Linked DNA regions of Mus musculus: regions 1 and 3 are each linked to region 2. The links are chromatin loops, found by intact Hi-C in ENCODE. Cell type or tissue: heart. All regions are shown on one strand. Each heading gives the region's core, and the rest is flanking DNA. Links, peaks and the distances in the headings are about the cores only.

Region 1 (3,000 bases), core at 311-2,810, 150 kb before region 2:
CTGGGCATGAGGCTGCAGCCCCGTGGAAAACAGGAAGGCACAGTGGCACAGTGTCACTGAGTGCTGGCACTGCAGCCTCTGCACAGGCTGTCCTAGCTAAACAGCCCAAAACTGGCTGCTTAACCCTCACACCACCCAACGGGTGCGAGAACGGGCCCATGCCACCCCCCACCCCCACCCCCACATGCTGTTAGTTTTCAGTCAGTCTCACACGTAGCTGATACTTCATGTTAGCTGCTTATTACAACGGTTACTGTCACTATGGCTACTGACATGCAAGTACAAGGACATCTTAATGACTCAATGTTAGCATTTCATACCTGACACTCAGACATTGCCATGGTTTTGTACGGAAAAGAATCAGACGCTTACTGTCATCTGTTAAAGCAAAATAGCGGCCAGACTTGGAGAAGGTGGACGCCAGAATCGAGTCACTCCCTGTGTCTGCGGGCTGTCCGTCCTCCCTGAAAGGGCAGGGAGAGAAAAGGAAACAATTAGGCCTCGCCTGAGTTGCCGGGCTTGTCCATCCTAACACAGGTGAAGTGGAAGATGTTGGTCAGTCAGTTCATGCAGCCAGAGTGTGATGGCAGACTCAGGGGACCCAGGGATGTTCAGAGAACAGCTCTAATTTCCCAAGCATGAAACCTAACTCAACAGGCTAACATCCAGCAGAGGCTGGAAGGACTCGCAGACATCACATGGTCTAGCCCTCACAGACATGGACTAACCCAAGGCTAGAGGCAGGGACCGATAAAATTAGTAACAAACGGAGTCCCAAGACCAAGCCACCACACAAAACAGTCACAGGCTGCTCTGTACCTTTCAATTAGTTAATTCCCCACACCTGCCCTCAATACACTTCATTTGAAATGGTCACTGTTACTTTAAAGGGCCAGCAACAAAAATGAATACTAAAGAAATTAAAATTAAAACAAGACAAAAAAAATCTAAAAGTATTTGAGAAGGTCCTACATATTCTGAATGCCTCCATTTAAAGTTCCTTCCATGTTCCTCTCTGAAATGGAACCAAGCCTAGCCTCACAGCTAGGTAACCAGACCTAGAACTTCAGCGAGTGTGCTATTCCCCGGGCTCACTGCTCAAACCACAAGTGCTTCCCTGCCATCTCACCCTTTATCTTCTGGCGTGGCCTTCTTCTCTGCAGTACTGCAGTCGTATGTGAAGACACAGTCATCATCACTAAAGGGAAGAGACAGGAGTGAACATCTTTCTCTTGGAACAAAAACATTCCATCGTCATTACATTATGGGTCTTAGCCATGACAGAGAAGAGCCAAGAACTGCCATTGCTTAACCTCCTAGTAGTATACATCAATCAGTGTGCCATGGTACTCTTAATCAATATAGTATTCTTCCAGCCGCCAACCTGTTGATTCTAAGGAAATTATATTCTGATACTGTTTTTTTTTTGTTATGGTGGTAGTTTCTCTGTATAGCACAGGCTGTCCTGGAACTTGCTCTGTAGACCAGACTAGCCTTGAACTTGGATATCCACCTGCCTCTGCCTGAGTGCCAGGATCAAAGGTGTCCAGTACCGCTGCCCCTACCACCTCCACCTCCATCCCCCATTACCCCACCAGTTCTGATTTTTTAATTAATTTATTATATATGTGTGCATGTGCGTGTGTGTGTTCTGCCTGCATGTATGCTTGCATACCAGAAGAGGGCACCAGATCTCATTATCCATGGTTATAAATCGCCATGTAGCTGCTGGGAATTGAACTCGGGACCTCTGGAAGAACAGCCAGTTCTTCAAGCCCTCTGGTATTATTTTTCAACTCGGCTTTCCTCCCAAATTTATAACTGCTGAGGCTGTCTTTACAGAATTCAGAAACAAGTCTCACCTGCCCCCGTGAGCTCCAGGCTCTTACTCATGTGGGAATCAAACACTTTCCAAATCAGAACTTAAGCTCCCTTCTTTTGCTCTGACCCTGTACCCTGACAACCTATAAAGTGGCAGGCACCAAAGACTTCTCCAGTTAAACACTCAACTGCAGAAAGAAGAGTCATTTTCCAAGTCTGAAACTTTGTTGGCCAATGGCATTCCCCAAAAGGCACAAATTGAGGAACGTTCCTAATCTTCACATGTACCAAAACTAAACGGGAAGGGGAAAAAAAGAAGCCGATACGGACTGCCACTGATCCTCTAGGCTCGTGGTAATCAACTACTTGCTCAAAGAATCCTTTGACCGAGCACAACGTATACATAAAGACAGAAATAACATAAAGCAAAACTTTATGTCGTGTGAAGGGTCTTTAGGGAGATGCTCACTTCAGGTTCTGCGTGCGTCCTGCCTTTGGGAGGAGTCGGGTTAAGAACCCAAAATCCCTTAAGAGCAACTAGAGCCCGGTTGCAAGACGCAGACCAAAGATAGAGCATGTTTTGTGCTCAGTGAGAAAACCTTTAGGGTTCCCTAATATATGACCCTCATCAGGGAGGTGCCAAGCGGGCCAAAATTGAACACCAGGACCCCCTAGAAGCCTGGGCAATGCGACACCCACGTGACTTAGCCCTCCCAGCGCAGCGCAGGCGCCTCAGAGTCCGGAAGTACCCCTACTCTGAACAGAGAGAGCGCCCGGGACCCGCCGGGCAGGTTACGGGGCGTTGCGCCGTGGTGAAGAGGCGCCGAGGACAGGGAATCCGGGAGGACACAGAACACTGCCGCGCCGGCCCCGCTGCCCTCAGCCCGGGCCTCTTACCTGCCCGTAGTGGAGAAGGCTAGGAACCGGCTGCCTCCTCGCACCACCAGCGTCTGGGCGCACAGTGCCAGCCCCGCAGAGCTCGCCATGGGCCCGCCCGCCGCCTCCGGACACGTGCGACGCGCTGCGCCCTTCCTGTTGGCGCTTGTCAGTGATGTCACTCGGCGCCGCGCGAACGGCGTGCCGTCCAGGAGCATGCGCGCAGGGCGTAGTCTCATTTGATTTCGGTGCCCGGAGGTGCTGATGCTGTAGATCCCTCCACCTGCCTTTGGTGATTGACTT
Region 2 (3,000 bases), core at 140-2,639:
TAAATTACATATATGGGGAGGGGGAGGGGTGCCCGTGGCGGCCAGAGGCAATGGATCTCCCAAGATCTGGCACTACAGGTGGTTGTAGGACATCAGATTGCAATAAAGGGGATTCAGGGAACCACACTACTGGCCTCTTCAAGAGCAGTTCACACTCTGAACCACTGAGTCATCTCTCTAGTCCCTTTAATGTATTTTAGTCATCCTTAACACAAGGCACAACCTTCCTCCATGACTTCCTGAGAACCCAGACTTTATTCCAGCTGATTCTCCAAGACTGGTCTAGACCTAACATCCAATTAAATGTCTCTTGAGTGACTGCCGATTCAGGCATGAGACTTTTAGAAACATCCCCTCTTTCAAACACTGAAGACTGTATAAAGGTGCCTGATCGGACAGCCTCCATCCTGGAAAACAGAACATTTTAAGAGTGAGAATGTGGCACCAAAAACGTTATCTATTGCAAACGCTTACCACCGTGACTGACATCTGCATAAACCTTGTACAAGATTCAGAAACATAAAGATGGTGACTACTTACTGGAAGCAGATTAAGCCAGATACTTAAATCCTTAGGTTTTCAAAGTAGGAATTATCCTTGAAAGTGTCCGAAGACATTCCCCTTAACCTAAATTTCAGCCGACACGCGGAAATGAGTATGTGCCTCGCAGCACACGACCACAGGCGGGAATATTGCTATTCCTTTTCCTCTTACCCTAACAGTTGGCTACGGAAATGCAAACCTTAATTTAAAAAGAAAGGCGGGTCCGCCAACGCTTAGGCAGGCAGGAGGTTTATTCGGTCGAAACCGCTCCCAAAGGTCGGCCCCAGCACTGAATGCTAGAGAGGACGGGGCCACAGCACTTCCGACACGATAACTCAAAGCCTAAAGTTGCAAGAAACGTGTTACTTCGCCACAGAAGCCCCGGGCAGCAGTGGGAGCGCGGCGTGGGGCAGGGCCCCGCGTAGAACCCGGCATGGAGCGCCCGCGGTGGAGCTCGAGGCGCCGAGGCCCAGCCCGAGCCGCCCGCCAGTCCCGCCGCCCGGCCCACGAGGCGGCGGCGCCGAGCCGCGCGAGGTCTCCAGGCCCGAGCCAGCCGCCACGCCTGGACGTCACCGCCGCTTGCCTCGACCGGCACCCGCTGCCCGTCGCCTCCCCAGCCCAAGTCCCGGCAGGCCGGCCCTACTCACTTGTCTTTTTCGGTGCCGAAGATGGAGGCCAAGTATTCCGCCATTTTCGAGCGGACGACTCAGGCACGGCAGCCGACGCTGCCGACTACGCCGACGTCCCTCCGGAGACGTCACCCGACGCGACGACGCTCTCCCCACCCGTCGTAGCGACTCTGTCCAATTGGGAAAGGTGCTGCCAGCGCGGGGGCGGGACGAAGAGCATGAGGAGGCTCCGCCCCTACCCTGGCGCCTGCGCACTCCTTGGCGCCCGGGCGGGTCCCGCGCATTGCTTGCGGCTTAGGCTGTGGACAGCCGCTCCGCGCGTGCTCAGCACCGCTGTTTCCCGCTCCCGCCGCTGGGACCGCGCCCTCTCCCCTTGCTGGCCCTCCTGTCCCAGGCCTCCCACCAGTGCAGCTGTAGATAAGGGGCTCTGTCCGGCCTCCTGGAGGGCCTTAAACCACAGCATCCTCACAGTCACAAGGCTCACCTTCAAGTCACCAAATTTCCAGGCAGAGCCTAATCTCCGTTATCTCAGGCAGAGACCCAGGCTGCGGGGTCATCTTGGTTGGATGACTTTATCTGCTCTCTCTGGCTATAGAGCCACTTCCATCCGAGGACGAACCGTGGAAGAGGGTTGTGGGAAGCTGGGGTCTCCTCACAGGCTCTCACTAGTTAACCTGGTTACTGGAACCAGGATGAATGACCCGATCAGGTCCACCAGACCATTAGTTTGTTCATCCTTCTTTCTTCCCACACGCCCATTCACCCCTCACTAATTAAGCTACCCAACTATCCATGCCTCACCCATTCATCTTCCCCTGTCACATCTATTTATCTCTTATTTGGAGACATTAGAAGAATAAGCCCTGTGACACATATATAGACACAGGCTGCTACGATGTTTGTTTTATTGAGCGTGTTTTGTTTTTTGTTTCTCCATGGGATGGTCTTGTGTATGCATCAGGCTACATAGCTACTATGTACAGCTACAGATGACCTTGAACTTCTGATCCTTCTGAATCTCTTACCATCCTGAGTGCTAGGGTTACCAGTGTGTACTACCAAATAGGTTTATATGATGCTGTATGTTAAGCAAGCACTCTATCAACTGAATGACATCCCGAGCCTTGGTTGGTGTAATGTTTAAATCCACTTTTCTGAGTTATGGAGAAGAGGCTTCTGGGTATGTCTGTGAGGGCAGGGATAACCACTTCATACTTCGCCATGCATTGTATCACTGGGCTCTCTCTCCCTCAACTACAAGTAACTAATACAGCTGGTATAATATTGCTCCAGCTGACATGACAGAGAGTTTAAAAGAATACAGACCTGGTGACATCTATTCCTGTTGGTGGCCTTCTATGGCTCCCAAGGCTCTAAGTATACAGGCATCTTTCCACTTTTTGTTTTGTTTCTTTGTCTGGTTGGTTTTGTTTTCCAAGATAGGGTTTCTCTGTGTAGCCCTGGCTGTCCCGGAACTCACTTTGTAGACCAGGCTGGCCTTAAACTTACAGGGATCCACCCGCCTCTGGGTCCTGAGTGCTGAGCCTTCCTGGTGTGTACCAACACCACCTGGCTTCAAATGTAAAAAGTTTAAAAGGCAAGCTGGGAAGCAAGTGATAAAATACTGGTATTGATCTTGCACAGGCAGTGCCAAGATCTATCTATCTATCTATCTATCTATCTATCTATCTATCTATCAGTGAGTGATACGAGACCCCAATACTTCTCCAGTCATTTATCTTCCCTCTTCTTAAAGGATATAAAACTCAATGCACACCTTTTATCCCATGTTTGGAAGGCAGAGACTGGTGGATATATATGAGTTTAA
Region 3 (3,000 bases), core at 311-2,810, 140 kb before region 2:
TACTGTGCACTGGGCAAACGTGTGCGAGGGGCCACCAATCAATCAGTGGGAAGAGGAATTCCAATAACACATACTGTAACACAGCTGTGCCTTAGATATGGTTCTCCAAAAAGCTTTGTGTGTTAAAGGCTTGGTCCTCAACTGGTGAAGTTGGGTGTGCATGTGTGTGAGTATATATATATATATGTGTGTGTGTGTGTGTGTGTGTGTGTGTGTGTATAATAGGGACAAATGACAGGTACTTTTCTTTCTCCTCCCCCCCCCCCACACTTAATTGTTATATATAAGTATACTGTAGCTATTTTCAGACACCAGAAGAGGGCATCAGATCTCACTATAGAGGGTTATGAGCCACTATGTGGTTGCTGGGATTTGAGCTCATGACCTCTGGAAGAGCTGTCAGTGCTCTTAATCGCTGAGCCATCTCTCTAGCCCCAAGTTTATCTATTGATTACAAACAATCTTTACAGTTACTCTGTAAAAGAGCAGGCTGTCTTTGAACTAGCCCTACTGCTGGTATGGTAGGTGGGCACCTCCATGCCCAGCTTCTGGTTTGTTTGTTCAAGACCACGCCCCTACTGGGCAAGCGCACTACCACCGAGTTGTATCTCCAAGAAACAACAAACTCACAAAGATCTCACCAAACACAGAAGTCTCTCAAGTCGAACCAGAAACGCAAAGGACATGATTCTAGCTGTGCAATTTTGGTAGGTTACAGACCAGAGTTAAGGGCGAGATCAGGGCAAGGTGGGCAGGCCCAAATCGGAGGGGCGGGACTTTCAGCGGGATCTACCCAGGGGAGGACCCCACGCTTTCCCGAACCCGGAATTGGTGGACTCAGTTAGGGGCGTGGCCTTAAGGAGCCCTCCCAGAATGCGCGCGCAAACGCTTGGGTCCACCATGGTGTGCGATTGGTGAACGTGGACGCGGGGCGGAGCCTGGGGTGGTGCGTGTGCACAAGTAGGTCACGTACCTAAGTGCGACCTCCGCTCTTGGCATTTGTGCCATGGCGGTCTCTCTCCTCCTGCGGGGAGGACGGATCCGGGCGCTGAAGGTAAAGGGCTAACGGGCGGGACATACCGGGCCCTTAGCCTGACCCTTAACTGCACCCGTGGGCCCGGTGCGGAGAGGGGTCCTAGGGCCTGTGCTCACCTGACCCGGACAGAAGGGTTTTCTCTGCAGGAGTGAAACCGAGTCACTGAGGCTGTTTTTAAAACGAAACCTGGCTTTCTCTGCAAAACTAGTATTGGGTTTTGTTTGGGTTGGGTTCGGTGGATGGAACCTAGGGCCCTGCGCTTGCTTGTCAAGAGCTGTCATTGAACTGGCCCCAAAGCAGGAAATGCTCACAGCAATATAAAATACAGGTGACAGAGGGCTCCCGTCGTCAAATGGGCACTGTTTAATTATTCCTTCAGGTATATTGCTCCCAGCGATTTTTTTCCAGCGTGTATCGGTACACATAATTTGTACACACACGGAGAATCATCAGTATAAATAGAAGTTTTCCGGTTCTTTTGCTCCACCCCCCAACCCCCTCCCTAGCATGAAGCATCCTAGGATCTAACACATACCTTAGCGGTTGCCGGCTGAATTACAATAAGATTCTTCTCAAATTGTAACACTTCTGAAGCAATTATCTACATCCTATTTACTAGTAGATAGTGTTTCTGCAACTTTACTAACTGTAGGGAGATAATTTTGCAAAAAGAAACATAGTATTTTGTAAAGTAACAAAATAGCCAGTAGAGTAAACTGGCTGCCCTGTATTAAGACCCAGGAGTCTTGGGCTGAGAGCCAACTGGGCCTTGCATCCAGGATCCAGGCCTGAGTGTTACAGCCGGCATGATGGCTGCCATCCAGAGGCCAGCACTTCCCTCCCCCCTCCCCCATGCTAACACAGGCTCCCCCCCTCCCCCCAACACAGGTCTGTCTAACTGAGGCTTTGCAGGACACGTGACAGCAAGAGCTTTTCTCAGAAGCATCTGTCTCCCATCCTCCCAACCCCTGAGCCCCAGGTTTCTGCAGAACATAGAACCAGGCTCTTCTCCAAGATATCCTGAAGCTTTGTATAACGAAGCTGGCAAAGTCTTTATTTTTAATAAAAACTTTCCAAGTGCCTATTTTGGGAAATTTCTGCAAAGATTAGGGAAATAAAGTTGTTTTCATTTACCCAGATGCTAATAGTGATTTTCCTGGAACTTGGGGTATATTTTTCTTGCAGCTTTTGGGGTATTTGTCAGAGCATTCATAATTCCCATATGTTATGACCATTGTAATAAGTGTGCCATGTGAATATGAATATATAATACATTGTAATGGCTGTTATCGAAGTGAGTATCTTTGCTTGTCTGCTCTCCCCAGGCTGTGCTCCTGGAGGCAAGGGTGTTCCCGGGAGAACTGGTTTCTGTAGTGAGGCTGTCTACAGAGTCAGAGAAGAGTGCAAAGGAGAAAGAGCTACATCCCAAGACACAAAGTGTGCTCAAAGGTGAGATGTTAAATATGATCTCGGGGGTGTGGGGGAGGCAAAGAACGAAAAGTCAGTAGCATGAAGTGAGGTGGGCCAGACGCATAACCTAAGACTTCAGCTCACAGTGAGATGGAAGATTGGACCTCACTGGTAATACAAAGGCTTTGACTCTATGTTAGCTCTAGATATGGAGTAGTGCTTCCTAAATGGCCAACCCAGCAGGGAGAACAGAAGGGCGCTGGCATTTCCAAGGCCCTCAGGAACACACGCTATTTATCGTGAAATAGGGAGACCCCACCCTACCTTCCCGTCCCTGGTTTTTGGTTTTTCCTGACTCCCCAAGACTCTGGTGAAGTTTTCCTGGTGTGCCCCCTCACCATTTGGGGGCCATCATGACCTCGGGGAGGGAATTAGGAACGAGCACTTCTCCTGTGCTGCACGCAGCTAGGACCCAGCTGGTGTCCAGCTCTCTTCAAAATCATTTTGATTTCTGTCACTTGTTCCTCTCTCTGAATGCCAGCGTAGGATGGCCT

Evidence for each region. A loop is a pair of places that touch in the nucleus more often than their neighbours do. Peaks named below come from ENCODE experiments on the same cell type or tissue, not always from the same donor. Only the 100,000 strongest peaks of a DNase experiment are listed, where the experiment ranks them.
Region 1: a loop joins it to region 2, with 4 times the contacts of the local background. A loop is called at or near these places in 34 of 42 quality-filtered maps.
Region 3: it touches region 2 in a loop (4-fold over the local background); 36 of 42 quality-filtered maps call a loop at or near these places.

What each region holds. Positions count from the first base shown.
Region 1 is chr17:31,509,449-31,512,448 of GRCm38, forward strand. Wdr4 (WD repeat domain 4) reads right to left here. Exons shown (of 11, transcript NM_021322.2): 1 at 2,719-3,000; 2 at 1,130-1,198; 3 at 321-464. The coding sequence starts at 2,936. Among named protein-coding and RNA genes, the nearest start is that of Wdr4, 1.5 kb to the right of the region's middle. In heart, for the core only: a CTCF peak has its summit at 1,681 (motif pointing right); no DNase peak of the experiment used is centred there; H3K4me3 peaks cover 1,099 bases; H3K27ac peaks cover 966 bases.
Region 2 is chr17:31,657,463-31,660,462 of GRCm38, forward strand. It overlaps U2af1 (U2 small nuclear ribonucleoprotein auxiliary factor (U2AF) 1), which reads right to left and starts at 1,292. Exons shown (of 8, transcript NM_024187.4): 1 at 1,191-1,292. The coding sequence starts at 1,234. In heart, for the core only: CTCF peaks have their summits at 1,349 and 1,556; a DNase peak (open chromatin) is centred at 1,389; H3K4me3 peaks cover 1,966 bases; H3K27ac peaks cover 1,898 bases.
Region 3 is chr17:31,519,208-31,522,207 of GRCm38, forward strand. It overlaps Ndufv3 (NADH:ubiquinone oxidoreductase core subunit V3), which reads left to right and starts at 908. Exons shown (of 4, transcript NM_030087.2): 1 at 908-1,054; 2 at 2,362-2,485. The coding sequence starts at 1,007. It also overlaps a transcript of Wdr4 not described here. In heart, for the core only: a CTCF peak has its summit at 1,593; DNase peaks (open chromatin) are centred at 874 and 1,814; H3K4me3 peaks cover 1,973 bases; H3K27ac peaks cover 1,579 bases.